Regions from separate parts of the Homo sapiens genome. Here region 2 is linked to region 1. A link is a loop called in an ENCODE intact Hi-C map of the cell type or tissue named here. Cell type or tissue: ovary. All regions are shown on one strand. Links, peaks and the distances in the headings refer to the core of each region. The heading gives the core; the rest is flanking DNA. Region 1 overlaps CMSS1 (cms1 ribosomal small subunit homolog). Region 2 overlaps CMSS1 (cms1 ribosomal small subunit homolog).

What was found. Peaks named below come from ENCODE experiments on the same cell type or tissue, not always from the same donor. Only the 100,000 strongest peaks of a DNase experiment are listed, where the experiment ranks them.
Region 2: it touches region 1 in a loop (8-fold over the local background); 16 of 110 quality-filtered maps call a loop at or near these places.

What each region holds. Positions count from the first base shown.
Region 1 is chr3:99,867,274-99,883,740 of GRCh38, forward strand. The region is part of intron 1 of CMSS1 (cms1 ribosomal small subunit homolog); the gene reads left to right. All of the region lies in intron 4 of FILIP1L (filamin A interacting protein 1 like), which reads right to left. All of the region lies in intron 1 of LOC105374010 (a long non-coding RNA gene), which reads left to right. Among named protein-coding and RNA genes, the nearest start is that of HP09053, 52 kb to the left of the region's middle. RefSeq lists silencers at 872-1,166, 8,737-9,206 and an enhancer at 10,772-11,066. In ovary, for the core only: a CTCF peak has its summit at 8,917; a DNase peak (open chromatin) is centred at 8,908; H3K4me3 peaks cover 4,613 bases; H3K27ac peaks cover 5,129 bases.
Region 2 is chr3:99,934,518-99,950,984 of GRCh38, forward strand. All of the region lies in intron 1 of CMSS1 (cms1 ribosomal small subunit homolog), which reads left to right. The region is part of intron 1 of FILIP1L (filamin A interacting protein 1 like); the gene reads right to left. The region is part of intron 1 of LOC105374010 (a long non-coding RNA gene); the gene reads left to right. Among named protein-coding and RNA genes, the nearest start is that of MIR3921, 22 kb to the right of the region's middle. RefSeq lists a silencer at 14,695-14,895. In ovary, for the core only: no CTCF peak of the experiment used is centred there; no DNase peak of the experiment used is centred there; H3K27ac peaks cover 1,159 bases.

The DNA.
Region 1 (16,467 bases), core at 4,814-12,813:
TCTGTTTGTGGCAGTTAAAGAAATGGCTATAGTATACCTCATGTATGTGCTATTTGAATACCATCCATTTTTGCCCTGACCATATCTTACCTTGTGATTTGAATTTTAAGAGAAGGCAAACTATCTCAGGTTTTAGTAGCTGAAAAAAAGGTTTTTGAAAAAAGCTCTGGCTTCACTATTCATCGCTTTTTAAAGTTTACTAATTCACAGCTAAAAACAAAGAAAGCAGAACCCCAGGTATTAAACAATTGAAAAGCCACATATCTGATGGACAGGAAATGTTGGACCAAAATCTGCTAGTGACTTAACTATCTGACCTTACCTCATCTGCTTGTCACCTTAGCTGCAACATGGGAAGAGCAGTGCAATTTTGTCTCTAAGGTCTACAAAGCCTTTGGCAATCTCAAATCTCAGTTCCACAAAATAAATACTCCCAACAATCTTTAGAGTCCTTTCCTCCCTTCTTTCCTATATAACACTGTATACAAATTCACATGTCAAGAGATTTTATGGCTCATCAAGTCTCAATGGTTCAAAAGAATGGAAAACCGTAATTGGAATTCCATGGGATTCAGATTTATTTGAGTCTGTTGTAGTTCACAAGTTGTAAGTATGCTGTAAAAGCAAATAAGTACTTAAAATGTTATACTAAATTCAAAGTACAATTAAACTGAAAAATTAACACCTAGGCAAAAAGTATTTAGACTGTTAATTTCAAAAGAGACTCTTTATTGTTTGTGGCTAGGATCTGATATAAGCCATTTAGCCCAGGTTGTAAAGATTTGTCTTACAGATTTGTTTTTTGTGGGTGCATGGTAAAACAGGGAGATTCCAAACTAGCTTTTAAGCCTTTTGCAGTCACCAGCTCTCTTCGGTCCTTTACCTGCTCAGGAAGTTGTTTCTTACTTCAGATGAGTAAGACATTTTTAGGAAAGTTCTTGTGGGTTTCTCACAGGAGGGACTGCCTTGTAGCAGGGAAATCAAGGTAAAGGGTAACCTCTCCTTACAGAGTGGCTAAGGTTAGGCACGCTAGAGACAGATCTTCAACAAGCTTAATCCTTTACTCCACTTCACAGCTGGGTGTCTGAGAACAGGAATTCTTCATGACTGCATCCTACAAAGGACCTCCTCTTTGGCCTGAGACAGCCCCCTATATGTCAGCCCAGCAGCACCAGATGATGAAGGAGCATCATCCCTATGGATAGACTAGCATAACCAGAAGAGTAACAGTAGCTGCTATAGGTTTGGCACTGTGCCAACTGCTTCATCACGTTTAAGCTTCAGGTTAAGAAGTGATGTTACTTTAAGCTGCCTTCCTTTCTGCATAAGTCCAGGTTGTTCTGAAGGCCAAATAATGGGTTTTTAAACTTACAGTTTGGGTGCTCTGATCTTGGCACAAGCCTTATTTGTCTTTTAACCTCAGGTTCTCCTTTCATAATAGACTTCTGAAGAATAAGTCTGCCATCTTTTTTGGAATGCTGCATTCAGTCATCTCCATTTACATTTCAGTTCCCATCTTTTCCATGAATGTTTCTTAACTTGTCTAACCCTGGCTGATTTTCCTTTTCTAAGTCCCCACAGCCCTTACAGCTTTATTACCTAAATATTCTACATTATTTTGTACTGCTTTCTAATTTGTTTTAGTATATTACTTTTGCCGTTAAGCCAACTGTAAGCTCCTTAAAGGAATAATACCTCTGTATCCCTCATATGGGTTGAACTCTGTGCATACTTGACCAAATGATAGAGAGGTAAAAAGAACCACTTCCTAGGGGAGTATAACCATCCCTTAGGCTGAGTGGTACCTAAAGTTCTCAGAATGACTTGTTATTAGAATGGAAGAAGGACAAGTAGAGTTTTGTTCCTCTTGTTCTTGTCACTTCTGGAAGGAGAACCATTTAGTGAAGAGAAGAATTCACTTGGAGACAAATTTAATTAAAGTCCAGATGGGGAAAATTGGCCAGAGAATCTTAACTTTGCCTGTGATTCTTTGCATCTGTGTTCAGCCTAATGAATTTTATTGAACTGTAAAAAGAATTTTATGGGGCAGAATTTGGGGGGAGATTAGTGGAGCCCCAAATCACTTGGCAAAGTTACTCTCACTTTTATTTGAAAGCCTCAAGAATAATATGCGACTTCAAACATAATGTATTTATTTTAATAATATGAGTGTTTGAAAAGTAGATAATTTTCCTTTTAGCAGCAGTGGATTCATTTTCACAAAATTCCACAGAGTAATTCACTTCTTCTGCCATTCCCAATTAACAGACTAACAAGTTAAGACTAAGGGACTTCCACAATATCTCACTGAATGGGTGTTTGTCTTCAGCAAGAAACCAGCAACTTTCTCATGTTCTCTCTAGGCTCCTGGACCAGGCAACTCCTTCCTTTTCTTCAAATTTAACAGGCAGACACTTAAGTCTTGCGAGCCCAAATGTGATGTTTTACATTCCACTTATGATCTCTGCTCAGAGATTTGTTTTTGTTTTGATTCACATAAAAAAGCATTTTAAAAAGAAAGAGAAAAACATATTTCACCTTTAAACTTTTGTTCCAGGACTGGTGGGCCATGAGACACAATAAATCTGGCAGATTTGCTTCTGTCAGGGCAGCCCATCTTAGAGGACTGACCTCAGCCTTGAGGCTGCTTTAGATACAGTGATTTGGAGCTCTCACAGGCCCAAGTGCTACAGCTGTGTTCATCTTTTCTCCATTTACATGTGGACTCTTTCCCTCAAATTACCCTCATTTTCTTTAGCTAATTTGTCTCTGTAGTGATATAATCAGTAGCTTTTATTTTTATATTGTCTCTTCTCTACTTGATCAGAGTTCCCATGAGGGTTATTGCTCATTATTCAATCTTTATTGAGTACTGAGAAATACTTGGGGTGGATGACATTGTTCCCTTTTTGTAATTTGTAGAAACCAAGGGAACAGGAGGCTCACCCAGTAAATGGATGGCAGAGCTAAGAAGAGTAGAACTCTGATTTATCCACCCATTATTCTTACTCTTTTAGTCTCACCGTTGAGACACTAACATTTATCCCTGTCAATTCAGTGTCACTATTCAGCAAGGTTGGCCATTGACTATATTCTGTTGAAGTTTTTATAAGCATTCTCCCACATTGTTTATCTTTACTTAGTTTTTATGTGTAGCTGATCTCTCCTACCTTCATTGCATTACCAGTCAATTAAAATAGAGCAGGGATGGGACCATAATTGAAGTTGTTGTCCAAGAGCTGCTAGTGATCTTAGTCCTTGTCATTAATGTGGTACCAGTCCATGCTAGTAGCTATAGCTGGGTTAGTGACATGGTATGGTGTGTGGTGAACTTAGTTGCTGGGCCTGTTTTCATGCCTTGTGCTTAGCTCAGTAAATGTTTGCTACTGCTGAGGAGAATTATAAGCCCTAGGCTAGCTTCACAGGTTGACATTGGAGTAACTTTGAAATTAAAGAAAAATCACTCTTCTGTAAAATCTGGGAGATACACTGGTTTACCCACAGAAACTTTGGAATGAAGTACATGCTTGGGAAAAGGCAGTCTGCTGCATGGCAAAGATAAGCCATTTGTGCCCCGTAAGTGCATCTTCCAGGCCTTCACCTGAGGCACAGAGATTAGAGAAATTCAGAGGAGTCCACCCTTCATTAACCACTGCACTGTGTTCTTCCATATTTTGCTTGAAGGCCATTCCATGCCCCCGGGTGACTCACCTGATACTCCTTCACCAGGTATACAAAGTCTCATTTTATTGGGGAGGGAATTAAACTGAGGTAGATGAAGATGGGCAGAAAAGCATCTGACTTAGTCTGCCTATATAACATACACTGCCATACAAAGCAGATTTCACTGCCTTGACTTAAGCTGAGCCTAACTTGGTTTCTAGTTAAGTTCACTGCCTTGACTTAACCTGAGCCTAACTGGTTTCTGTAAGTCACTTCCATATGGTTGCTTTAAGTAGTGGCTGAGATTTGTTTTCAGCTCCTAAACAAAATCTAGAAGAAGGGGCCCTCCACAGCCCACTGTTTGCAGAAACACTTTTTTTTTGTATCAAATAAGCAGCTTCTAGGTTGTAATTTGTTCATATATTTATCCAACACCTTTTCTGTCCCAGCAACACACCTACTAATTGTACCTCGGTACTTTCCTAGGCACTGGAGGTAAAGCTGGTTGTAAAACTGACCCTGAAGGAGTTTATAGTCCAAGAGACAGATAATAAGCAAATAAATCATTAATGAGTAATTTAATGTCACATCACAGTGCACAGTTTGAAGGAAAATAAAGCAGGGTAAGTACCACCAGGAGCTTGTAGCCTTCATAGGTGACTTCCTCTGCAGTTTTGGGGGAGGTTGTTTTGAAGGCATTGAGTCACTTTGAATTTTGAAAGGGATCCTGCTAGCTGCGGACGTCTGAGGAGTGCAAAATGCTTAGCTGGAAGATACTAATAGAAGGTCATTTGTCAAGTTAGTGGTTCAGACCCAAATGTCTTTGACCACAGAGTACACAGTCTTTCCAGGGCACCTCTCACCTTCCAAGTAGAGAGTGGGATTTGCCAGCCGGAGGACCTTTAAATACACTTATTTTTTATTTTCTCTTTCCTCCCTTTATCACCTCCCTTCTGTTGTTGTAGCCTGATTAAATTGTATTGATTTTCACAATGCTTCCTTATCCTTTGCTTTTTTATTGCTTATACTTAAGAACTTTGAACCTTTCTACTTTCTTTTTTTAATGGATTTTATATCTAAATTAACACCTACAGTACTGAGGCTTTTTCTGGGGCTTCTGTTCTCCTCTCTTCCTAGCACTAATTAAGGAAAAACTACTGGTGAGCTGTAGCCCAAGAATGCAGGGGGCCCTGGCCCTACCTCTGCATAGCTGTGTCTCTGGGGCAAGTCACACTGTGGACATCAGTTTCTTCTGTAAAGTGAGGCATTTGGATCAGATGACCTCCATTGCCCCTTCCAGCTGTAAAATTCTGTGGATATTCTGTGCCAGGACTGTGTGTGTGTGTGTGTGTGTGTGTGTGTGTGTGTGTGTGTGTGTGTGTGTGTGACTGTGGGGCCTGGGGTATCCCATTTTCCATATAGTCAAGTACCTTATCAAGGTACTTCTCAAATTCATAGTTGAATGTTTGCTGTTCTGATGTAATGTATGCTTTCTTTTGCTGATAATAACTCCTTTAGGCTAGAATAAGTAGTTATCATAAACAGACACAAGGAGTTGAGGTATGTCTGCATCCTGTCTGTCCCAATCATACACTTACCTATCTACTCCTCTACTTACCTCCCTACTGCTCCCCTGCCTGCCCCCACAAACACATCATTCCCCAAGCTTGTTTAAAAAAAATTCTATACTTAACAATTTATCATATTTTGGAGCCAGTAGAGCATAGAAATGTGAGGACGGTCAGACTGGAAAAAGAATACTGCTAATGTGTTCTCGTTCTTGGGCTCAGAATTAAAACTGCTGCTGTCCTATCTTAATCTGCTAAAGCATCTCAGAGAACAAGCATGAAGAGGGAGTGTTTCTCATATCTGAAAAAGAAACCAGGGACTTTCCTTGGTAAGCCTTCCCATTTTTGTTTGCCCAGCTTTCCCAGGCAGAGACGATGTTAGTGCAGATGAAGGTCAAGGAGAATCTCAAGTCTTTTTTTTTTTTTAAAAAAAGGAGGGATGTGCAAAGGCTGATAAGTGTTGGTGATAATCTGCTAGGAATTAGTGTACCTAACAAAATGACTCAAAACATGAATGTCCTACCTCATTTTAAGTAGAAAATGACCAGCCATAGGAGGTTCTAAAAGTCATTGCAGCACACTTTAAGCATAAGTGACTGGGTTGGTGGCTAGAAAATGTTGTGGTGATGACAGCAGCAACCACAGAAATATTGCTTTGAAGGTTTGTGATGCTGGCTGCATATGCAGTGTCTCTTCATCTTTAAATCCTTATTTAAATATAATTTACAAAAACTAAACAATCAGTTTAAATTGAAGCTGAATTCATGGTCAAATACAAATTAAATGGACCTTAAAATCGTTTAAAATTAATATGTCCAACAGATAAGGTAGGGTGTATTAGATTTTTCAAAGATGACAGGCTCTGTGAACAACAGATGGGGCCATTTCAGTTCCTGAAGCAGGTTGAGACCAATATTGCCTTACATCCACAATATCCAGTCTTTTATAAACAGTTCTCTTCTTGCCCCTCTTCCTTTTTCCTTTAAATAGGAGGGGCTGTATGTTTTTTTTCTATTCACCTTGTAAAATGTTCACTTTGCCCTGAAGCACTAGACATGGACAGAACATGACCTAAGCAGAATTATTGGAATCTTATTCTTCCTCCTACATTTTCAGTTTTTTTTCTTAAATCTCAAAATCCATTTATTACCAAAGGCACTTTTTTGGAGGGGAAATTACAGCAGAGAACCCTTAAACAAAATTTACAGCCTTTTGAGAAGGCAAATTAATGGGAACTGCAAGAGAACCGGAAAATTAAGTCAAGGCTTGATTTGTGTTTTCATACTGGCTGTTACTATAGTCTCCATCACAGCATTAGGAAAATAGCACAAAAATACCAGGGCTTAACAGTTAAGGTTAATCACCACAAAAGTGCAAATGAACTTACTAAGCATAAAATTATTATGTGCTTTATTTGGAAGTGTAGAAATTCACATTCATTCTATCAAAAACATTTTCCCATCATACAGATTGTCCCAAGGACTAAGAAATTGCTCATCCAAAGAGCCCAGTGTGAGATAGGGTATCCATGATAAGTCATACTTAGCTTTCAGTTTTAAAAGAGGTCTTATGTGATTGTTCTTTGAACCATGCTTTAAAGTTAATAAATGGGAAAAAGTGTGGAATATTAAAGAGTGTTATTTTTAAATTTTAAAAAATCGATGCTTGCCTGCTTTAAAAAAATAAAAGACACTGGGAAACACAGCTGTTAGAATTTTGATGGAAGTTATGATTTTCAACAGTTGAGTTGTAGTTTATGGTACAGATGGTACTCTGGGTATACCTGAAACAATAATTGATGGTTTCTGTTTGTCTCTTCCTCTGTTAGATTCAGAAGAGCAGAATATCTTTTTTCCAGAGCAGGAATTTTTCAGTTTCCAATTACCGCTTATATCAGATAAACAACTCTTCCATTGCATATTCTGTACTTCTCCACAGTGACATGGGTGTTGGCCCCGCTCTTCTCATTATGGTGGGCTTCCCTAGGTTTGAAATAATAGTTTGTGGAAAATCCTACTTCTCAGTACTAACCTGCAGTTTATATAGCCTATCCTCAGGCCAAATAACATATAATTTTTCTTTTAAAATATGAAAACCAAAGTCGTGCATTGCTCCAAACAAAATTAGCAAAAACAAAAAAACTGCTATGAGGCAAAAATGATAGGCACCAATGTCATATACTTTTAAAAACCATCCAACAGAAATTATTAGAAATATACAGATATAACCCACATTTTGAGTATTTTTTAAATGCTGTGTTTCAATGATAAAATCTGGGATCTGACATTTTCTTCTGACAATTAAATATAAAAACATGAGTTTGTAACACACACATACACCTCAGTGGTTATAGTGCTCTGCTCCTCTGTTAAACTTTTACTGTACCTCCAAACAGTTATCTTATATGGTCATTTTAGTGCCAACTAAAATGCCAGCATTTTAAAATCTCAGAGTAAATATAAATGGCAGCCTATGAATTCTGAGTTTGAATTGTATATACTTATAAAACATAGAGACTGTTTTAAAAGGGACAATTCTGTCACATAGTTGTTAAAGTTTTATTTTACAATATATGTTTAGACCAGATAAGGATTGAATGATGAATCAATTTTTCATCTCCTATTCCAGTGTTCTAAAGTTGACATAACCTTTTTATTTTTAATTCCTACGTTGACTTTTAGTTGGAAAAAATGAAGTAAAATATTATGGAGATTTTTCTGCCAAGTGTTCAGTTATCATACTGTAAGAGTTCATTGGTAGCAATAGCCTCTTCAGGATTTAGATGTAACTAATTATGGTTTAAAATGTTACTGATTAATACAGTTACTCTATAAGTTTTACCTTTTAAATTGGCATTTTTTACATAATATACTACTATCCAAAATATTACTCTAGAAATGATAGCTGTAAGTGAGGTTTGTCATTTTTCCAATGCCTGGACTTGAAGCAGAAAGTTAGAACTCAAAACTATGATAGTTACTTCCTTGTACAAATTGACATATGCTTTTACGACAAAATAGCGTTTGTACGATTTTTTGAAGCTTAAAAAGATTTTACTTTTTAAGTTAGATTCGTCTTAATTCCAAGATGTATTCCTAACAGTGTTTTTCTAGTCGTTTATATTAACATTTACAAAAAGAGGGGAAAACCTGGCACTAACAAATTTTCGCATTCTGCTCATGTAAGACAAGCGAGTTTGAGTCCGGAGGAGAGATAGGGTTGCTGCAGTACAATATAGTCTCCCCCACCCTTTCCCCAAAGATTTCTCAATATGGGCAGGATTCAATGTGTAGCTCACTTGGAAAGCGTATGTAATACAGTCACCTCCCACCTCTCAACATTTAAAATTAAATCTCTAATCTGTTTTCTCCTCCAGAGAAAACTTCTACTTTCAAGTTTTGTGTGAGTTGGAAACGGTTTTGAACCTAGAATTCATTGGATGCGCTTTGCGAAACCTGTCTGCAGTTTGTGATGCTGAGACAGCTTTAACAGCCACCCACAGACTTGCTACCTGGCTGTCTGACAGCAGTGCCCCTTGGTGGAGCGAAGTTGCTCTCCCGGGCTTACCTGAACTGCCTGCGCCGGGGCCGGGCGGGGGCCGGGCCGGGGCCGCTGTAGTGCCGCGCTGCGAGCCGACTGTGCGCGCTCCGAGAGTCGCCCGAACAATGCGAGCGGGGCGCTGAGCGCGCCCGGCCTATGGGCGTTACGTCACTGTTCTGCCTTATAAGGCGCTCCGCGTGTGCGGCGCTGTCGGCGGGGGCGCCGGTGACCGCGGGACCCTCGGCCGCGGCGGCGGCGCAGCCACACACCCCAGCTCCCGCGGATGTTCCGGCCGTGTGAACGGACCGTGGTTCCCGGCTCCCAGCGGAGGGAATGAGTGGTGGGCCGGTGGGCCGGGGCGCCGGCGCCCTCCTGTCGGGCTAACAAAGTCATTGGGAGGCAGGGTCGATCCGCTTGTAACTTTTTTCCCTCTGGGTCCCTAAAGCTGTTGTTGCTTCAGGGACTTCAATACACATCCTGTTATTCTTATGTAAACTTTTGTAAATTCATTATACTTTTTATTTTTGGTTGCTGGGGGTAGGCGGGAGAGGGAAAGGAGAAGTCTGGGGTTTTGTGGAGACATCTCTGGGGGTGATTTAGACTTCAAACCTTCTCTTTCCTCTTTGTAATGAGTAGGGGTCCTCAGAGGATGGTGTTTTATTTCCTGATGATGTAACTACCAAACAATTCTTCAAGTGATGATGGAAAGGCCAGATGAAATCTTATTTTTTTCAGTGTTTTTCCTGAAAGAACTTCCTCTTTCCCCATTTCTGCATGCCTGTGTTTTAACGAAAGCAGTTAAAACTATCATTTTTTGGCAGGGAAAAAATTTTTAAAGAAATTAAATGTTTTGTGCTGTACTTTCAAGACAATGTATAAAATTAGAACTTTAGAGCCAGTTTTAATGTTTGTTCTCTTCTACCGGCAAACAAAATAAAGCCAAAAATAACCACGTGAAGAAAAAAGAAATTAGCCAAATGTGATTGAATTAAGAATATTATCCTCTAGTATGGGGTAGATTTACTTGTACAAATCCTACTTCTTGTGAATGAGAATTCACCTCCGAATTATAAGAGAAGTCATACCTAAAGTTCTAGCCCAACTATATGAATCTGCTAAATAAATTAGGGACGTGGCATTCTTATTTGCAAGCTTCAGATGAGTAATTTTAGTAGCTTGAGTCCTTTTAAAACCTCTTTTAAAATTACATTAAAATAGGATTGCTTCCTATTATGATGTACATATGTCTGTAGAATTATTGTTTCCATATGTTTTGTCAAACAAGAATGACGAAAATAGTCTGCTCGCTTCATTTTCTTAGTGTGGAGTGGAGAAAGGATGTTTGCAGAGTTGTTAGTGGAAATGGTGTGGAATAAAGATGCAGGGCACAACATTAAATGTATGTCCTCTTCACTAAATTGGGAGTTCACTTTATCATTATTCTAGATCACTCTAAGTACCTACTGAGAAACCTAAAGTAAACTCACTCTTGCTTTTCATATACAGTATACTAAGAGATGTGAATTACACATACTCTTCAGCCGAACTTAAAATTTAATATTTGATTTGCAATTGTGTACTAACATTTTGGATGTTGAGTTTGTAGTTTTGTTGGTTTTAACTCTTCTGCCCTATACTTGTGAATTGCATTGTAATCTTTTTAGTCTCCTGTGCTTACCTCATACTTATTAAATATCCTTTTTGAGACTTTTATGCTGCATTTTTTATTACAAATGAGATTAAATGACTTTTATGAAAGTTGTATGATGCATAAACACCTGAATCTCAGCCCCAAACTGATAGCATACTTTTACCCCAAAGCTAACAGTTTTGTAGCTTGTTTTGCATCTTTTTCCCTCTGATAGGCAAATATGTTTCCTAACATTTAACACTACCATTTGTTTCTTTCTCACATATCCATACTCAAGTTTTGCATTTATTTTCATTCTTTTGACTTGCTGGTTCCCATGAAATATGTTAGTATTATTTCCTCCTTTTCTTTAGCTATATTCTGAAGAATAGAGGAAAGAGGATTAGGGCTTCTACTCCTTGTATGCCCTTGCCTGGTACACTACTTGCCTGGTTACATTACTAATGTGTTACTCCTGAAACATCAGTCTCTTGACCCAGCTATGACTCAGCTTTCCAAGTGAGGTCATAGTTATGTGACCACTGTCTTCAGGAACCAATATTAATAGCCCTCATTTGTTGAGCTTTTAGATCATACCTACCACCATACTTAGTGCTCTACAAGCATTTCATCATTTAATCTTCACAACACATTTTGATGTGATATGATCCATTCTTTTCAGATAAAGACATTTAGAAGGCTAAAGTGGCTTGACCAAGGTCACACCGCTACTAAAGTAATGATACAGGGATTTAAAGCAATGTTTACATATATAGCCTTCTACATATATAGTCTTACATATATAGCCTTCTTCTACATAAATAGTCTTGTCTTCTCCTAATAGTTTGTTCAGAATCTCTCAGAGGTATGTTTGGTAAAGGAGTGTTCAGATTTAACTGAGAAGTTTCTGTTTATTTTCTAGACTGAATCTTGAACTGGGAAAGCCAAGACTCATCCTCTTTTTTGTGGATTTGTGGATTTACTGACAGTTTTCTGGAAGGTGGCAGCAACGTATCTTGTTCTAGTAAAATTAGAATATCATCACCATTTCACTTCAAACGAAAGTCAAGGGTTTTGAGGGAGCAGGACCTTTAACTGATACAAGAGTACCCTGGGTGGTGTATTGCAAACTCCAACCAGCTGTTGGCATTGTGCGCCATTGGCCACATAAGTAGATGAGTAGACTTTTATTTCCTTCCCTCTTTCAACCAAAATTCTTTCTGAGATGTAATTTTTATTCTCTTGGTTTCTGAAATTTTCTTCATTTGTGAAATTCTCTTGGTTTCATTTGTGAAAATAGTAGAGTTATGATCACTGTGCCTCAAAATTGGATGAGAGAGTTTTACTTCCTAACCTTGTTCTGTCCAATTACTTTTGTGACTTTCTTTTCATTTTTTAATCAGGAATTTACTACAAATAAGCATACCTAGACACCAAGGTCCTTTCTACAATTAGTAATCTGAGTTTATGATCTAAATCAGCACTAGCTTTAAACTGTTATTTAGAAATGATACAAAGAAATTTTTCTACCAAGTTCATTGCTTTCTAATGCGGGAGAAGGGGTTTGTAGGTAACAAGGCAAGAAACAAGGAGATACCAACTAGATTTAGCCATATTATATTATGTCAAAGACAGCTTAATATCACCAGTTTCCCTGGTTCGAGCTAATTGTCAGGAGGCCATGACAATGACCACATTAACAGGTGTTATTAGTGAAGTCAGTTGCTACTGACCATAATTACAACATCATCATTATTTAACTTTTAAAAAATACCATTAATATACTGCTAATCACATCAAGCCAGTTCCTCTTTTTGAAGTAACTGCTCTTATTTTCTTTCATGTCTTCTCTCCCTGCCTTTGTTTCTTCTTTTGACTGGTCATGTCTTTCAGTCATCCAAGTATAGTAAGTGCCAAAGAAGCAGTAATTAATAGGATGTTTCTTGCAGCTACCCAAAATTTTCATTGCTGGTCCTTTGGTCATTTAAGCAGTTGGTACGCTCTGCTCCCTAGGAGCTCTGCTTTGAGCTATGAGATGGTAATGCTAACTTTGTATATGACATGTTTGCTTCTTTGCCTCTGTGAGATAGTATATATGGAAACACTGTCATGTACAAAGAAAAACAGCAAGACCTGTATAAGACCTGGTCTTATGGACCTGGTCCTGTATAAGAAGCTGAACAGAGTGGGAACAGACCCAGGATTGCATAGGGAGAGGTATAGTTCCATGGTCCTGCATTGCTTCAGACTACAGTTGGATTGGCCAGAATATGAGCTTTCGGTGTTTATTGCACCCCACGCTACCTTCTACCACCTTACCCACAGCCTTCTTGCAAAGCAGCTTTGCCACTGAGCACTGGATAACCTTGCCATGGATCCGATCCTGTGCTTCTACTCTCCGATCCCTTCTCCTCTGCTGCTACACAACTTAGGACGAAGGCTGAAGGGACCTGTAGGCAACTGTGAATGTGGAGCCAAAGGGGATGTCTGTGGTAAAAGAACCTTCTCTCCATGCCCTAGACAATCATTTTTCTAATCAACCTCATTTCTTCACTCTTCTTTCACTCTTCTTTCAGTTCTTTGGGTGCCACCTGTCTGGCTCTGTACATGTAGATACCCACATGAAATATACCATATCTCCGCACTTAAACTGTACTTAAAAGAGCCTTTAACCAGCAGACCTTAATATACATATAAACTGCAGTAACTGAATATATATATGAACTGCAGGTCTATATATATAGACCCTCTTTACTTTTATCTGTAGCCTGAATCTCTGGTCCCAGGCCTATATATGGTCCGCAGAGTTTCCAGAAGGCTTCCAATTATTCTGCTCATACTTCAGCTGACTATGACTCTAGAACAGTGACATATGTACCTTGAGAAGTGATTACAGTAGTAGTGTCCATGTGATGCTAGGGAATGGGAAGTCCTTTGTTATTAAAACATTAAAATGATGATATTTTGTGGTTTTAAAATTAATTTAAAATTTTTTTGTTTTAAAATTAATTTAAAATTTTTTTTATTTTAAAATTAATAGGCACCCTTCATAATTTGGAAAATGCATAAAAGTAAAAAATTTTACATGTAGTCCTACCACATGAATACTGCCAACTATTAACAATTCAATGTACTGTGTTTCTTTTAGTCTTTTTCTAAGCATTTATAAAGCATCATTTTCGTAGTGTGGATGGACCCTGTATGTGTATGTATATGTGTATGTATATTATGTTTCTTTTTGCCTTTATTATATATTTCTGAATCATGTTAGTGGCTTTTCTGTAGACATTGGGCTATTTAAAAGCGCATGTTTACATATTCTCCCTAGCATTGGTGGTCACAAAGCCAACTACTGCCTGTTGGCCCCCTAACATTGCCACGGTCTTGTTCCTCATCAAACAAAGCAAGGAAGTCTATTTAATAAGGAATCATCTGTTGGTAAGAGACTTCCTACCCTTGGTTTACAGGGGATGCCATAAGTTGGCTATGGACTCTAGTGAGCATACTAGTAGGTAAGTAGAATGACTTAGAAAGAATGAAGAATTGGTAATGTGACGCCACTGTAAGATTATTAAATGGGAAGCAGGAAAAGTCTGTTACTTAGGTCCAGTCCATTTGCTTATTTATTCCTACAAACATTTTGTGTTTCCTTGGTAACTAATAATAGTTTTGAGAAAATGTTGAACTCACAAGTATTACTGCAGAAGTGAAAAAAAACCCCCAAATCACAGAAATTAGAGACGGAAAAGACCTATTAGGTCATCTTCCCTGTCCCTTGCCAGTACAGATTGTTCTCAGTGCTTTGTTCAGTCCATTTTTTAAAGGGACCTTGTCATATAATTTGTAGCCCATCTCTCTCTCTCTTTTTTTTTTTTTGAGACACAGTCTCACTCTGTTGCCCAGATTGGAGTGCAGTAGTGCAAGCTCGGCTCACTGCAACCTCCGACTCCTGGGTTCAGACAGTTCTCCTGCCTCAGCCTCCCTAGTAGCTGGGATTATACATGTGTGCTACCACGCCTGGCTAATTTTTGTATTTTTAGTAAAGACGGGGTTTCACCATGTTGGCCAGGCTGGTCTCGAACTCCTGACTTCAGGTGATCTGCCCGCCTCGGCCTTCCAAAGTGCTGGGATTATAGGCGTGAGCCACCGTGACTGACCCATTTCTTTTTTAAGTAATACATTTTTAAAGAAACCACTGACAGATTTTCCCATGTAGATGTGGAGCTTGATTTCAGGGTAAGTATTTGCAGAGAAAGACCTGTGGATTCAAAGTACAATTGAACAAGTTTTGTTAGTTTGAAGTCATTGGAATAGTTTAGGATGTCTTTGGAATAGTTGACCAACTAAGAGTAGAACAGTTAGGTAAATTGGATTTATATGTTTTCTTTTATCTTTGGAACTCAAATAGAGCAATTCCTGAGCATAAATTTTAATTATAAACTTCAAGACTCATTGAAATGGTCCTAGAAAGCCTGAGAAAATAAAGCATCCAGGAAGTAAAAAAATAAGAGTAAAACTATTTCTTCTAAGATTATTTTTATGAAAATTACATTTTAAAACGTCCCTTTCGGTTCCAAATTCTGCTTTGTCCATTATTTATGTAGTTAATTGCTTGATATGAAGGTGGCTTCTAATTGTAAAATCCTTTCCTTTTGTCTGGCAACTTCTTCCAGACTCTAGAAGGACAAAATAAAACTGTCTCATATAAGCAGTCAGTGGTGGTGGTAAGACTAAATCTTCCACTTCCTCATATAATGGCTGGAAATGTATTCACTGAGAAAAATGAACAAATTAAGAGTAAAAGGTGTGCTTAGAGTTTTATTAAGAAGAATGATCCTTTCATAAAATCATATTTTAGGGTATAAGAGGCCTTAGAAAACATCTGATCTTCTTATTGCCACTCTCTGTTCCCATTTTTAAATAGATGAGATAACTGGAGCTCAGAGAGGTTAAGGGACTTGCCCCAAGGTCACACAGTAAATTGGTGACCCAGTCACTGTGTTTTCTGGGACTGAATGTTTCTTTTGGGAAACATGAAAAAATGGCACAAACAGTGTGATTAGTATCTGAAATCCCAATTAATAATTGAGTAATTTACCTAGCTTATACTAACTGCAAAACTAATTTGGAACATTAATGAGCTAGTTGTCTACTTTATGGATTAGAAATGTTTTCTTTTGTTGCATTTGTTTTAAATTGGAGATTTATAGATTGCTGCTTATCATCTCAGGCCACTAAGATTGGCCACATGTCAAAACCCTAATGGAGATGTCTGAACTTTTAATATAAATTTCTGTGTTATCATGTAACACCATTATCTTGCATGCTTGCCAATTGGGGGTTCTGTACATGAGAAATTCTATTATAATTTATGTCACTAAGCATCCAGTCTACATCATAAAATGCAGGTTTGGAAGATATGTCAAAAGTCTTGTGTCTACGCTTAGATTGAATTATCTCTCAAAACTTCAGTGTTTTATCTAAGAATTGGTACATGCACAGTCTAGTTGTTATTAATCAGTGCCGAACAGCTCCAGAGATTTTTTACTTCCCCAGCAAGTCCATTCCATTCCAAACTGAGAACTGGCTGCTTCTAACTTCCACTCATTGTTCTTCATCTTTCCATGACACCATGTTGAATAAATGCGTTGCTTTGACATAAAAGTCTTTTAAATATTTGAAAAGTTTGTCTTGAGTCTTCAGTTATTCCTATATTATATCATTTTAGTCTTTTCACACCCTGTGTCCAAAAGGTTGGTGCTTAGAATGAACAGATTATTTCATCATGATTATTTCAGCATTATCAGAGTTATCCTCCCCTTTTATAGGCTATGTGAATGTGTGTGTTGGCTGGGGGGTGTTGTATAAACAGATTTTCTTACCATTTTAGACAACCATATCACACTGTTGAGTCAAAGAGCTTACTGATCATCAGTCTTCTAATGAACAACTGCACACCCAAATGTTGTCATCATGTACTGCTTCTGTGATAATCTAGGATAATCACTTCTATACTGGTTTTGTTTGTATGACTTCATTGTTATAATAATAACAAAAACAATAATA
Region 2 (16,467 bases), core at 2,849-10,848, 65 kb after region 1:
CTTGTATCCTGCTGCTAATCAATGAGAATTTCTCTGCCCTCATCAACTTAATCTAGGATATCCCTTCCAGAATACCAAGATAATGTAAGCTTTTATTTAGCAGGGTAATTTGCTAAACATTGTTCATAAGTAGTGCCCTTTTAGCTTAAGGCAGCCCTGAGCTGCAACAGAAGACTGAATGGAGCTCTGTATACATTCTAGCTTCCTCACCTCACTCTTAAAGTGGGTTAGATGAAATCTGGTAGGAGAACATAGATCATTTGCCAGTGATGATATTCATAAGTGGTAAAAAAAGGAATGACCTGAAACATTTTTATACTGTGTTTGTTATTCTTCTAAAGAGATTAGAGTTTTACTGAGACCACCAATTCTCTTTGGAGGCTGGGGATAGTAGCATCAACATTCTCACTGATTAATGAAGTGGTGTTCACATTGGATTTGTGAACAGACCCATCATATGCAGACTTCTGGTCTACTGAGGAGCATGTGTCTCTACATGTTTACAGTGGTGGAGTTTCCTTGCCCCTCTGCCAATAACCACAAAATGATCAGTAATGAGAAATAATTAAGTATCTAGAGGAAGAAAACAAAGACATGAATTTCATGATACTCTCATGCTTTGTATTATCAGTGACTTCATTGTTTCTCTTGGCAAATTTTTAATGCATCTGTGCTTGGCCCAGGGGTGCATACTAGGGTAAAGAAAAATTTTGTAATAGCAACAGTGGTTTGGGATTTTCAGGGTACCAAAAAAAAAAAAAGGAAAGTTGCTTTTTGTGTATGCCAAATAATGATACTTTACTCTTCATGAAGTGCTGACCTAGTACCTAGTGAGTTTACAAGGGAAAAAAACCTGCTTAGTTGTCAGTTTAACACAGCCTAATGTGTTGTTATCTGTGACTGTCATAACCCTAGAACGATAACCTTCAGGAGTGTAGGCTGGGAATCAGGAAACCCAGCCTCTGATCCCAGCTCTGCCTTTAATTAGCCAGGGTCTGTGTTGTTGCTTATAAAATGAGAATACTGGGATAGGTTGTCCCATGAGATCACTCAGGCTGGAACAAGGACCAAGGATTGTTTCCTTTGACCTCTACCCTGTTCCTCACCCCCTGATGGATCCCGTGATAGCAGGGTTAGGACCTGAGACTGGATGATCTTTGAAGTCCCGGGATTTCCCGCTTTAGAATTCTGGGACTCTCTGTTGTCTTGTATCTATGGATACAAATACAGTGCAGTTGGCAGTGAGAAGTAGATCCTGCTTTGTTTTCCTATGTAGTTCCTTTAGTCAGTTTTACTTGGGCTTAAGTTAGTTGAAATCATGGTGTATCTTGGTAAGGATGTGTCCATGCAAGAGGACTAGAAGAGAGTTTGTAATTATTTACTTAATTTATTTGCAGGAAATGGCCAAATGTAAATAGAAGTCTATTCTACTCATTACCTTCCTCCAGCAGCCCCTCAGCCAATTACTTATTATAAAATTTAAATTTTAAAAATCATTCTTTATTAATGTTGTATATTAAAAATTACTCTACATAGTTAGGTGCTACTTAGACATACTTTTTAGTCTTCATTTTCTTACTCATTTTTGTTTTAGAATTGTGGATGTGACTAGAGGATATTTTTGCTTGTATCAAGTAAGTGAAAAGCCTCAAAAAAGAAATCATTTTTGGTCTTGGTCATTTAATATGGTATCGAGGTAGCCAAGCAAAACTACTCCAATTTAGAGAAAGAAAATAATAGTAATAATGGTAGCTAACATGTATTCATTACTTATCATATACAAGCCCATTCTAAATGCCTTCCTTTGATTAACTCATTTATTTTGCAGAGGAAGGAACTGAAGCTTGAAGCCTTTTTTTTTTTTTTTTTTTTTTTTGTGACAGCATCTCACACTGTCGCCCAGGCTAGAGTGCAGTGGCACGATCTCGGCTCACTGCAACCTCCACCTCCTGGGTTCAAGCAATTCTCCTGCCTCAGCCTCCCAAGTAGCTGGGACTACAGGCGCGCACCACCACACCCAGCTAATTTTTGTATTTTTACTAGAGGTGGAATTTCACAGTGTTGGCCAGGATGGTCTTGATCTTGACCTTGTGATCTGCCTGCCTCGGCCTCCCAAAATGCAGGGATTACAGGCATGAGCCACCTGCGCCCAGCCCGCTTGAAGCCTTTTTAAATCACTTGCCAAAGGTCACACTGCTAAAAAGTGGCAGAGTCAGAGTCAGGCCCTAATTTAGGCAGTCTGGCTCCAGAGCCTACTAAATCACTATGCTGTATCTACTTAGCTTTTATAAAAAGATATACATAGTAAAGGAAAAATCCTGGTTTAACATTAATTTATTCAACAAACATTTATGAAATGAAGCCCTACTATGTCAAGTATTGTGCTACGCAATTTTGTTTTAACTAGCTTATTTTCTTTTCTTTCTTTTCTTTTTTTGAGACGGAGTTTTGCTCTTGTTACTCAGGCTGGAGTGCAGTGGCGTGATCTCGGGTCACTGCAACCTCTGCCTCCAGAGTTCAAGCAATTTTCCTGCCTCAGCCTCCCAAGTAGCTGGGATTACAGGCGCCTGCCATCATGTGGCTAATTTTTTTGTATTTTTAGTAGAGATGGAGTTTCACCATGTTGGCCAGGCTGGTCTCGAACTCCTGACCACAGGTGATCCACCCGCCTCAGCCTCCCAAAGTGCTGGGATTACAGGTATGAGCCACCATGCCCAGCCTAGCTTATTTTCATATGTGGACCAATCTCCAATTTGTTGAATTCTGAGTATCCAAAATTATACAAAAATGTGAGTAACATAAATTCACAAACCCCTAGCCTTTGAGTCTATTCAATAAAGATGTTCTGTTTTCATATATTGTTTATGTGCAAAAACTATGTATTTTTAAATTTTCATGTGCTTTTCTCAACCACTGCTGTCATATTGAAGTGGCAGGAGACATGTCTTAATAGAAAGAGTATGAGATTGTGGAATCAAATAGAACTGGTCTTAAATCACAGCTCCAACATGTTAGCTCTGTGGCCTTGGGCGTCAGTGAGCCTTTAAATGTAAAATGGAGATAATGGTACTTGCTAATGGGTTTATTATTCATATTTGGTTAGCACAGGGCCCCTGTTGTTAATGTGTGTATCCCCATGTCCTACAGAGTTGGACCTCAGCAGGGATTTATTGAGTGATTGAATCATGCAGTCCTCAGCAGAGCTGGTTGGCTCTGAATAGGAGCTGCCTCATGGTAAAGATGATTCATTTGCAAACCACTGGCTAGAAATTAGAAAAAGGGTACTGAGAATCTACTGAAGTAGCTGTGTATAGACCTCTTACCACATGCCAGGCACTGTTTTAAGTGCTTCAGTTCATTTATCTTATTTATCTTAAAGAATTTTAGCCTGAAGTAAATGAAAAAAACAGAAAACCTGTAGGAAGGGAGTTGGTAAAGGTGAATTAAGGTGGAGACTCTCATAAGAGATAGCAAAGACAAATAAATTAATATCAATTTCAGGGCAGCACTGGTGCCTGCAAAAGGCTCAGGAAGTGTGTGTGTGTGTGTGTGTGTGTGCGCGCGCGCGCGCGCGTGCATGCACACTCGTGCTGGGTGGGGAAGAAATGTTAGATCCACGTAACTTACTGGAAATCTCCATTTAATTTCACTGAATTTTGTAAACTTTCGATCATAAATACCCTGATCTGCTATCCCTCACCCCCAGCCCTCTCACAGACACCCTCACATGCATGAAATGAACTGAGTATGCACTACACTATTTTTTAATTTGACAGCACCATTAACCATCATTAGTTCTGTTTTTAAGCATGTAACATTTTATTAAGGCAGTCATTTAAACTTAGTGTAGTGGGAAATTTTAGACATAAATTGTTTGTTTTGATGGCAAGAAGACTGCATAACACGGAGTGAGTCTGTGCTAACTGTACGACACTCATGGCCAAGGAACAAAGCTGGGAGTGATCCAAGGCTTTAAATTTGAATATATTTAACACCCCATACTTTGCTGAGTTTAGAGGGCAGACTGTCTGCTATCTTTACATTTGCACTTGCATTTCCCCCTATCTTTACACAGAACCTTTAAGCTAAGATTTAGTTCCCTGAAAGAATGGAAAGAGATGTATTAAGATTATGGGGTTCTCAGCAGAGCTGGTTGGCCCCTTTAATATTAACTGACTTATGGTAAATGTGATTCATCTATGAAAATAGTGGCTATAAATAGATGTTAATAGCGCTCAGTTGCAGAACAGCCAGGTTGTGCTCACATGGCCAGATTAGGGGAAAAAATCCTGTTGGGTATTTTATGTGGTCTTTCAAAAAAAAAAAGTTTCCTTTTATTGCCCTACTCACCCACATTTGAAGACACTAAACTCAGCCAGCTGCAGTAAAGCTATCTGATGGCTAAAAAAAGACAATTGAAAACAAGATAACCTAATTTAGTAATTGGCCTCCGTTATCTTTTTTCTCCCATTTTCAGTAAAAATCATTGAAACATTTTCTTAGTGATATTTTTCCTTGTAGGGCATAGACAAGTCTTTAGACAAGGGATTGGAAAGTGGGGATGTATGATTCAGGTTCATATTCCCAAGGATTCTAAGTCCTAAGAGAAAGTCAAAGCCACAGAGAGAAAATCAAATAAGAGCTTCAGAAGGTGGTGCAGTAGTCTCTCATCCATCACCCATAGTATCAGGCACTTAGTATTTTCCATCATCACCTGCTCACTTGTTATATGCCTGTGAGTGTCCAAAAGTGCTTCCTTGTTGTGAGCTGAAATCCAGCTCCCAGGAACTTTAGTTCGTGTATCCTGGTTCTGCCTCCAGAACTAAAGCAAGCCAAGCTACTCTTCTTGCCACAGTGTAGTCCTTTAACCGAAAGGACTCTATTCTTCTTTATTCCAAATGAAACACTCAGTTTCTTTATTCATTTCTTACACCACCTAGTTTCAGTCTCCTCCACCCACAACTCACAAACACATTTTGATTGTGCCCCTTCAGCCCAGGGTCTTTCTTAAAGATATGCATGGAATTGGGTATAATTTCCCAGATATTAAACACAACTAAAGCAGTGAATTGGTGAAGGTATATACTCAGGGAAGATCTTAGCAGCTTTTCTGATAGTGGTTCCAGTTGGAATTTTAAGTATGGATCCAAAAATTTGATAGTAGGTGTTTAATGAAAACTTCTTCCAGTTTAGCTTATCAGGTGAATGCTTGTAATGATACCTTTCACATGCATGTTTCTTGATACATCAGGAGACAGGGTATTATTTCCCCAGTTTGCAGATTCCTCGTCTGCAAGATTCAGGAATCTTCAATAATTTTAGTTTACAAACAGTGGACCACAGATAAAAAGCTAGGTATTCTGACTTTTTTTTCTCTATGCTCATGCTAAATTAATTGACATTTACTCTCTTTTTAGTTTGGAAGTGTTCTTTGGTTTCTTGTTTTCTACGTGCTGCAGTCAGAGAAGCTGCTGGGCTGTAGATACAGAATAAACAACCACTGATGAGGTCCAGTAGGGCAGACTTACATCATGGCTTTTCTTAGCTGTGTGTTGTGAAGAAAGGACAAAAAGAAATATAAAAATCTTCAAGTATAAATAGTGATTTATCCAAGTTTTCCATTACAAATCAGTGACTCTTTAAAGATTCTTTTCTCATTTAAGGTTGAAACAGGGCTGAGAATGTTTTCCAGATCTTTGTGGAATACAGCAGAAAAAGGAAATTATTTTTATGTAGTCCAAGTTAGGTTTAAATGCATTTTTAAATGCCACACTTCCAACCCTAGATCAGAGCTCTTGAAAATCATATGATTCTTTTAACAGTTTTCAAACTACATCACTTTCCATATTTCTTCCAACTTCATGCTCTGGTTTTTCTTAGAAATACAGTGATAATGAGCCAGTCACTTAACCTTTCTATTTTCTTTGAATTTTTGTCCGTTTGGACCTTGGAGCCAGTTTTGTCCAATCCCCTTACACTGTAACCAAATCCCAGCAAGGTTAACTGATGTGCCTATGGTCATGCCCTGAGCCAACACCAGAAGGCAGGTCTCTTGCCTACATCTCTGTTGTTCTTTCCATTGTATCACTTCTTGTTCATAGGCCAACCCCTGTTTCCTCCAGCTCTAGGAAGATGTGAATCCTAAAAGATAAAAATGCACCTTTCAGAGAACCCGAAATTTCCTACAAATTTTTATTTTTGTGAACCATCTTCCTCACCTTTTAGGTAACAATAGATCACCCTGAGTGCCTTTTGGCCTCCTCTTGCCTAGGCCAACCCAGCCTAATAAGGACCTTGAGGTAAACAGGTGATTCAGAGGAGGTCAAGAGTTTCCATCTTTACATTCCAACGTGAGGTCTTCCCTTTCTTTCATCTAAGGAACTGTGACTAGAATAGAGATGGGTTGTTGTAGAGAAGATGTTGCAACTCTTAAAGCGCCTTGGGCTACCCCTAACTTCTAAGCCATTTGGCTCCCCTTTCCCAGCATCTCAGGTATACTCCATTTATCTTCCTATAACTGGCAGAAAGTTTAATAACTTCTTGCCTCTGAAGCATATAAGTTTAGTCTGAAACATTTGCACTTTCTCTTTTTAGGGGAAGAGAGGGAAACTAACTTTTCTAAAGCTTCTGTTTTTGCCAAATAATACGATTCATTCTTCCTATTCCTTACGTCTTTTTTTTTTAGACACACGGAGTTGATATTATTCTCTTCAATCTACTGATGAAAAAACTGAAGTGTTATAAAGCTCACAGCTTATTATATTAATAGTAGAAATACAGGTTCACGAGTAAATACAAAATACTAGGAAATACTGTAAATAATGTTCAATGCACAAAGTGTTTTGGAAGGATTTGAGAAAGAATGACTAATTCTGCCAAAGGGCCTTAGTAAAGCCATCTCAGAGATAAGCTTTATCTTGGAGAATGAAAAAGGGTTCCCAGGCCATATGTATAGGTAGAAGGTGGATGAAAAACACAGTATGTGGGGAATATCAAATTGTGCCTATGCTGAAGCACAGGAGGTGTTCAATGGTGAAAAGTGAGGGCAGAAAGGTCAACTGTGGGTATGCATCACAGGGCTGTTTATAATAAGGGAGATGAAACAACCATGTATCCAACAAATAATAGGGAATAATTATATGGATCATAGAATATCAGTGCACATATTCTGTGGCCAGTGAAGCAGCCAGAAAAAGTCAAGTTTTCAAGGAGTATTTAATAATGTAGGAAAATATTTGTAATTTGTAATAAGTTAAAAAATTTGGAAAAAATATATTGATTTATCTATTATATTGTTTTCATATTTGTGAGGTGTTTTTCAGAAGAGAAAAGGGGATGAATGAGATAAAACCTTGAAATTGATCAACAATGCAATAGCATGTTGCCTTGATAGCAGCTGGTTTGATTATCCATGAGGTGGGAAAAGAAGACTAAGGAAATTTGAATGTGAACTATAAATTAGGTGATATTAAGAATTTACTGTTTTCAGGAGATCTAGACCATCCTGGCTAACACGGTGAAACTGTATCTCTACTAAAAATACAAAAAAATTAGTGGGGCATGGTGGTGGGCGCCTGTAGTCCTGAGGCAGGAGAATGGCGTGAACCTGGGAGGTGGAGCTTTGTAGTGAGCCGAGATCGTGCCACTGCACTCCAGCCTGGGTGAGAGACCAAGACTCCATCTCAAAAAAAAAAAAAGAAGTTACTGTTAATCTTATTAGATGTGTTAATGGCATTGTGTTTATGTGAAGAATGTGCTTTTTATTTTTCCAGATGCATAATGAGGTATTTAAATGTGAAATGACATGTTCTCCTGGGATTTACTTTTAAATACTCCAGAAAAAAATAATGGCAGGGGATAGAGGTGAAATAAATATGGCAAAATATTGAGGATCTCTGAAGATGGGTAAAGAGAACATGGGTTTTATTCTTCTTTCTACATTTTGTATATTTGGAAATGTTCATAATAAAAGATTTGAAAGAAAGCACTAGGCACATATTGGATACATAAACATTTTAAGAAGTGGTTTCCTTGCCAGTCGCCGTGGCTCACGCCTGTAATCCCAGCCCTTTGGGAGACCGAGGCGGGCGGATCACCTGAGGTCAGGAGTTCAAGACCAGCCTGGCCAACATGGTGAAACCCCGTCTCTACTAAAAATATAACTAGCCGGGCATGGTGGTGGATGCCTGTAATCCCAGCTACTCTGGAGGCTGAGGCAGGAGAATTGCTTGGACCCAGGAGACAGAGGTTGCAGTGAGCCGACACAGTGCCACTGCACTCTAGCCTCGGCGACAGAGTGTGACTCTGTCTCAAAAAAAAAAACTGAAAAACAAGAGGTGATTTTCTTAAAAGAAAAAAAGAGAGTGCCATGGGGGAAAGGGGAGAAAAGAAGAAGGAAGGCACCAAGCTTGGGTATCAGGCATAGACAGAGAAACAGGAGAGTAAACTATGTCCCAGGAGCCAAGAGAGAATTATTTCAAGGGGCAAAGAGCTGCTGTGACCTCATTTTAACAACATTACCACTGCTTAGAACAACTTTGGACCTCCACTTTTGGAGTCATCTGCTTTGAAATATCCCTCAGCTGGGGCAAAGCCTGTTTCTTTAAAGGCGAACTTAATTTCTGATAACAAGAACAGGTTCCTTAAAAACAAATCTAGTGAATCTAGTGGTCAGCTCATGCCTATTTTGGTCAAAAGAACCAATTATGACATTAAAATAATGGGACTGGCTTTTGTGTGTGGCCTTCAAAGGAGGTTTGAAGACATTTCCAAAATGTGTCAGCCCTGACACTTTTTCAGAATAAGCTTCATAAGATAAAACCTTCAATAACATTACACATTTGGATTAATAACTCCGGGCTTTTATTTTTCATATTCCATCTACTTTGGTTAAATGTTAAATCTTGCCGGGTATGGTGGCTCATGACTGTAATCCCAAAACTTTGAGAGGCCAAGGCAGGTGGATCATCTGAGGTCAGGAGTTTGAGACCAGCCTGACCAATATGGTGAAACCCCATCTCTACTAAAATTACAAAAATTAGCCGGGCGTGGTGGCATGCGCCTGTAGTCCCAGCTACTCGGGAGGCTGAGGCAGGAGAATCGCTTGAACCCGGGAGGTGGAGGTTGCAGTGATCCGAGATCACGCCACTGCACTCCAGCCTGGGCAACAGAATGAGACTCCGTCTCAAAAAAAAAAAAATTACATCTTTGGTGTCTTGGAGCTTCAGTCTATTTTCTATAATCCAAATATAAGCAAAGCAGTAATAAACAGCATGGTAGACAGCAGGGGAAAGAGCATAGGCTCTGGAGTCGGCCTGGCCGAGTTATAATCTTACTTCCCTCGCAACTTCTGCTGTCCAAATTGGGTCAAACTACTTCATTTCTTCAGGGCTCAGTGTTTTATAGGGTTATTGGGAGGATTAGAGATGACACATACAAGATGCTGTGCCTGGTACCTAGAACATGATAGGAACTCATAGCTTATCCTAATGGAGATGTCATAATGATACAACTTTATCTCTTGGTTCAGCAGACATGCCTTCCCTCTTAGAACATCAAATGAGATAAGAAAATAACTAGTGGATTTTTAGCATCATGAGGAGAGTACATTACTCAGGCCCTACCTCACCAAAGGGAGGGAGTTCTTCTAGTCAGTGCTAAACAAGTATTTTAAGAGTGTGTGTTATTTTGTGCCTAACTGAGATGGAGATTGGCAAGCTGAAGAAATTGGGATTTGGCCAAGAACCAGTGCTTGTTGTTTAGTAGAGAGGTGATAGGGAACTATGATCCTGCCAGTTTGGAGGGACGTAACATGAAATGACTTCTTGGTCCAAGCTGGCTACAGCTGTTCCAAAAAAGATGACAAAGGCTGCTGATTCAGAGGGGGATACTCACCCAGGCTGTCACGTCTGTCTCTCCACCAAGCAAGACTTTTTTAATCCTCTAACACAACAGCAACACAAAATTTACTGTCTGCAGGCACAATGCTAAGGCACTTTGTGCACACTAAATCGTTAGGCACTGAAAACAACCCTGTAAGGTAGTACTCTGATTCATCTGCACTTTATGGGTTAAAGTAACCGAAACCTAAAGAGGTTAAGTTAATCTGCCCCAAGCCACAGAACTGGCAAGTGGCAGAACAGGAATTCAAACTGGCTTCAGAGCCCACCCAGTCTTTGCAAGCCTACTTTCTAATGCCTGAATTCCTTCTCTTTAGGAAGAATTATCTGTGTAAAGTTGGGAGAGACATCTCAGCAATTATGGTGCAGCACTGACTATATCAATAAAATTAAAGTAGCCAGTATCTTTCACCAAAGACCTGCATCACAAAGTGGTGAGAAGAGAAAAAAACATAGATCACCAGGGAGAAAGGGAAAAAGCCTAGGTTTGGTCAAATCTGCGATGAAGGCACAGAGTGAATTAAATTCAAGCTTCTTCACTACTGTTCATTATTCGGCTCATTCTAGGCAGTAGGGAGGGAGTTGTTATAAAGCAGGAGCTTATAACAGCTTTTAGACTCTGCTTAAGTCAAAAATCATCAAGAATCATCAAAAAGCATCAAGGAAAATACACAGAACAAGCAGTCACCCTGCTGTGCTCTCCCTGATGCTTTTTGGTGGTCATGTGGCTGTGACTAGACCCTATGAGTTCGGGTTAAGTCCTGGGTTCTTCAGACTGATAAAAGGTTTCTTCTCATGTCTTCCTCTAAGAAGGGCCATCTCCACCCTTTCCAAAGTCCCACTCATCGCTACGAAGGAGTGCTTTCCCCATACTCCCTCATGAGGTGAGGTTGGCTTACCCAGACTGCTTCCCAGCCTTGTTGCGTAGATCTGGACCTCAGACTCTCTGAGGTCTGTGGTAATGGGGATAGATTGAGCTTGGGGGTTCCACCCACTGTGTGTGGTTCCATATAGCCCTTTGTTAGAAAGCACCCAGGGCAGCCAAGAGTGCGTGTTGACTAAGGAGGGTGGCTGCTGCTAGGAACTGTAAGTAAATAAATGGATGTCAGAAGCTTACAATTAAGGAGGGAAACAAAGAATCATTACTCTCCCTTAAGCATGTTGCTTTGGATGTTTTAGCAATGATTATGAAGCATTTACACACAGACTAAACTAAGCTCTTTGTGTTCCTTGCAAGGTAGAGAGCCTGCCAAGTCAATTTCAGCATGCAAAACCCAGACAATTATTTTGGCATTTAGGAGCAGCCACTGTTTTTGCTAGGGGTTGGGGGCTGGCAGCCTGTTGACACAGGAAGCCTTCATAAGGAAAGAGAAGTCAACTTTAACCCCAATTTTTTTAAAAAGAGAAACCCTGTCAGGGCTCTCACGTTCCCACCTCTTATGCGAAACCTCTTGTCACAGAGCCAGTGGGAGAAGCCCTTGGGCTTAGAAGTGCCACACATGCTTTTGTGTCCACAGCGTGCAACTCATTCATAGCTGTTTTCATATCCTCTGCCTAGCAGCTCTTTTGTGAGTGTGTGCATACAGACAGTTGGTAGATGTATTTCTAGTAATAACCAATAAAAAGATAAAGTTCTTGAAATTATGGTCTTGGTTCATCAGATAATATATGCTTTATGATAGTCATTCTCAACCTGTAAGCCCAGAACTCCTGGGAGCTTTCAGAGTTGACAAAAGGGGCCCTGCAATCCATATAGCAAAAGCATTTTAAAAAATTGGGTATGTCTATTACATCTTCAGAATAGCCCTGGATACTATTGTGATTGATAGCTTATAAGCTGCTTTAAAGTTTTCTGAATTTGTTATAGGCTTTTATAACTATGTCTTCACTCAGTCAATGAATAGAAAAAGCTACAACTATCAATGGAGAATTTGGAAATTTTTTGTTACGGAAAAGGAGTTTTCATCCTAGAAAGGGTGTGTAAGCAGTATCCAAAGGTCTTTTCTGTGTGGCTGCTAAACAAAAGACTGCTTTCTTATTATTGAACCTTTTGGTAGTGTTTTCTGACACAAATGATTTCATGTCTGTATCAGAACTGCCCTGTTGATGTAGCTGCAGCTAAAGAATGGGCTGAAGGCATTTGGTCTTACAGACTGTTAATCTGAAAAAAGCAAATGATGCCATTTTTTTTAGTGTTAAGACTTTATGCATCTAACCCACTCTCTTCAGTACAAGTTACCATGCACATCATAATTACTTGAAGGTATTTGAGGGATGATTGTAGTTTAACGTGGTGGTGGCTACATCTGGAGGCCTGAATCCACAGTATTCTTATTTTTAGCCTTTAGTAGGGACTGCTTCTTCCAGTATGTTGGCTGCAGTATTTAAAGTAGTGATTTGCTGGCTCTATACTACAAAGTACCAAATTGCCAATAGGCACTGTCTCCATCAAGGATACAGTCATTTGTTGCACAGGTGCTAACAGAGGTGGGCGGATCTCCTGAGGTCTGGAGTTCAAGACCAGCCTGGCCAACATGGCAAAACCCCGCCTCTACTAAAAAAATACAAAAATTAGCGGGGCGTGGTGGCAGGCACCTGTAATCCCAGATACTCGGGAGGCTGAGGCAGGGAGAATCACTTGCAGCTGGGAGGTAGAGGTTGCAATGAGCTGAGATTGTGCCACTGCACTCCAGCCTGGGCGACAGAGCAAGACTCTGTCTCAAAAAAAAAAAAAAAAAAAAGTAATAATATATTCAGCACTGAAAAATGGGGAAGCAGGCACAAAGAATTTTTAAAATTTACCTTTAATTCAACCACGCAGAGATTTATACCCTTGACCTTTTGTATAGTTTCCCATAGACTTTCTTATCTTTGTATCTGTTATACTATACATATTGTTTAGGGAACATTAGCTATTGTCATAAATCTTCCATACCATGATATTTGATAGCTACATAGTATTTCATTGTATGGAGGTGCCATTATTTATGTAACCATTCTCCTATTATTGGATATTTAGTTAACCACTCTCCAGTCCTTCCTGCCCCACCCCCTTCACCTTAGTGGCCTTTTCCCTATGGATCCAGAAGGGACCCAGAGCTAAAAAGGAACCTTGACTTTGTCTGGACTTCACAAAACTGGCAGGAGTCCATGAGAACTGTCCTCGGCTGAGAAAAATATCTGTTCGTTGTTTTAAAGTCATGATGACAGTGGCTGCAGGATTTAATCGCAACTCATAATCATTATTCTACCTCCCCTCTAAATTCTTTTTCCCTTACCAAATAAAAATATAAAATTGTTTTGAATACTTTTAATAAGGTAAAAAGAAAAATAGAAGGCATGTATACTGCTGGGGTAGACCACTATACTACCTTTCTAGGCCCTGAAAGTTGAGAATTTGAAAATGAAATAAGAATTTAGAATATTTGTCCAAATAATTCATCTTTAACAATAGGACATTTATTTGCACATTTTTTCCTTTCATGGAGGAAGCTGTTATTATATTTACAGATTACCTCATCATATAGACTTGAATAAAAAATATGAGAATCAGACCTGTAGAGCATATTTCAAACAAAATTAAAAGCAGAGCTGTGTAGACAATGGTGGTGGTAAGATAATAAGTATTTTTTATTCTAAAGCTATAACATTCTGTTTCTGATTTATAGAGTATGTCATCATTTTAATGCTGTCTTATGTCCAAAAAATAAGTAGTTAACAGTAGTGCATTAGAAACATGGTTACCAAACAGTATACCAAAAACTAAAACATTGCATGGTATAGGACATGGAGAGAAGAACCAAAGTTTGTTTAGAAAAGAGAGTCTCAGGCCAGGCATGGTGTCTCACACCCGATCACTTGAGCCCCGGAGTTTGAGATCAGCCTTAGCAACATAGTGAGACTGTCTCTCCAAAAAAATAAAAAAATTAAAAAATTTTTTAAAAATTAAGTAAAAATAAGAAAGAAAAAAAATTAGCTCGGTAGGGTGATGCACACCTGTAGTCCCATCTACTCGTGAGGCTGAGGCAGAAGGATCAGGATCACCTAAGTCCAAGAATTGGAGGTTACAGTGAGCCATGATTATATCATCACTGCACTTCAGCCTGAGAAGGGGGAGGGGAAGGGAGGGGGAGGGGGAGAAGAAGGAGAAGGCGAAGGAGAAGAAAGGAGGGAGAGAGAAAGAGAGGGGAGGGGAAGGGAGAGAGAGAGGAAGGAGGAGGAGGAGGGAGAAAGAAAGAGGGGAAGGGAAGGGAAAGAGGAAGAAGAAGAGGAGAAAGGAGAGAGAAAGGGAGAGGAAGGGAAAGGGAAGTGGAAGGGAAGGAAAGGAAAAAAGAGGAAAAGGAAGGAAGGAAAGAAAAAGAGAAAGGAAAGAAAAAGAGAAGAAAGAAGAGAGCCTCAGAATCATAAGACATCATCAGGGTTGGAAGGATCTGGAGATTGATTTGCCCCACTCCCTCTCAGCAGGACTTAGAGACTGGACACCCTCATTGTAAACTGCACACTGTAACCAGCACACATCCATACTATGAGGGGTCTTTTTGCATAACTGTGTGGTCTTAAAAATGTGGCCAATTCTTTCAAGATATATCCAGAATCCTTTAGCCATTTTATTTCCTAGCATACAGCTGTTAGTTGAATGCCACCTGACATAAATTTTGGTGAGTAAATTCCAAAAAAAATTGGGAGGAATATTTCATAAATGTGAAAGCAGGATAAAGTTCCCAAAAATCTGTGAGCAAGTAGCCAGAGTGATTTATTGTTAAGATTATAACTAAAGAAAAACTTGCCTTGTAACCTCCTGGTTCTAAAAATGCTGAGGCTAGGCCTACAAAAAAACTTTAGGCTGGTTTCCTCAATTTTTATTTTGACATATTTGTATGATTCAGTTTGTTTGTTTTTAATAAGCTAAATTTAAATAAAACCCTCCATAGTTGGCAACTGGCTTCTTGGTTAAATATTTAAATATACTTAGGATTTTTGTTCTTCAGCTCTGTCTAAAAAGTCAGTTGTATAGTAGTTCTTTACTTGAGGAAGTCAGGAATGCATAACTGTCTGTGCTTCCACGTATAGTCCCACCTTTCAACAGGCAATTTTACTCGCAGTACGTTTTATCAGTTGAAAGAAGGAAAAACAAACAATTCTATAGCAACCTTGGAATCTTTCTCAGGGCACTAACATGGCTGTATTTCAAAGTACTTAATATTTTCCTAAGAAAGACAAAGAAGTGCATGGTGCTTATGTTATAATTTCCTAATCAGAAAGGTACAACAACACTTAAAAGGTGATTAGAGTTGCACAATGAAATATTTGTAGTGGTTCTTTTAGCCATTATGTATCTAAAGTAGAATTTTTACTTTTTGGTCTTCTAAGTTCTGAGAATCAGAATGAGACTTACATGTAGAAATAATTCTTTGATTTGTTCATATTTTCCTTAAAATCCATCACAATTATTACCAAGGACATTCTTAATCAGCTGTGTGTGTGTTAGGGAGGTATCAGGCTGAGTTGTTCTGTTGCTGCTTTATACATATTCTTGGATATCATTAATTATTTCCCAGAATAACCTTTACTTTCATAATCAAAGGTATGCTTCTACCTTCGACTTTATATGTATTTTTGGCTACCTGCTAAGGAGGATTGGGGACAAGGTCATTTTAAGGTGTCACTTAGTCACTTGGAACCATTAGGTTAGAGAACAAAAGTAGGTAAAGTTTATAAAGCACAAGGAGCCACCTACTGTAACTGTAGATAGGACTTTTTTCTTATTTACTTCCTTATCTATATTTTCTCTTGCCACTTGCCCTGGTTTCTCTGTGTCCATGCTATGTATCGGAAATAGACTATATTACTGGAAAAGGATGATAGTTATACCAGAGCTCTTACTAAATGTTAGAAATTTTTACAGCATCTCATTTAATCCTAACAATTCTGTGATGGATGCCTGATTATTCTTATTTCTATGGGTAGGGAAATCAGAACTTAGAAAAGTTAAGTAAGTTGCCCAAAGCCACAAAGTTAATAAGTGGCAGGGCCATGATGCACATGTCCTATTCCTGAGATTTTTTCACTTCTTTATATTATCTTCCGTTTTCACTAGTCTCCCCTGGTGACTTTCCTTCCTTTTCAGCTACAAAATTTCATTCATCGGATAGTATACTTGAAGTTTTAAAATGTGCTGTTCCCAGCAGGAAGTGGCCCATGGCTGTATGACTATCCCCACTCACCATTTCCAATATTCGCCTCCCCAGACAGAAAGAGGAATGGAGGCAGCCCACGATTCTCTTTACACGTTTCATATATTCAGAAAAAGCTGTGTGTTAAATTCTTTGTTATGTTTTCCTTTTGCTTTGTGCTCATTGAATATGGTGCTGGAGACTTAGGTAAATATTCAAAACAGAGCTATGTATTTGGCCCAAGATTAAAAGGAGAGTAAAAATAAAGAGAGAGAGAGAGAAAGAAAGAGAGAAAAACTGATCACGGAGACAGTAGTAGCTGGAGGGAGGGGAAGGCTGTCACCCAGGGATTATTGGGTTTGACTCTGCCCTTGGAATAACTCAAAACTTGTTAA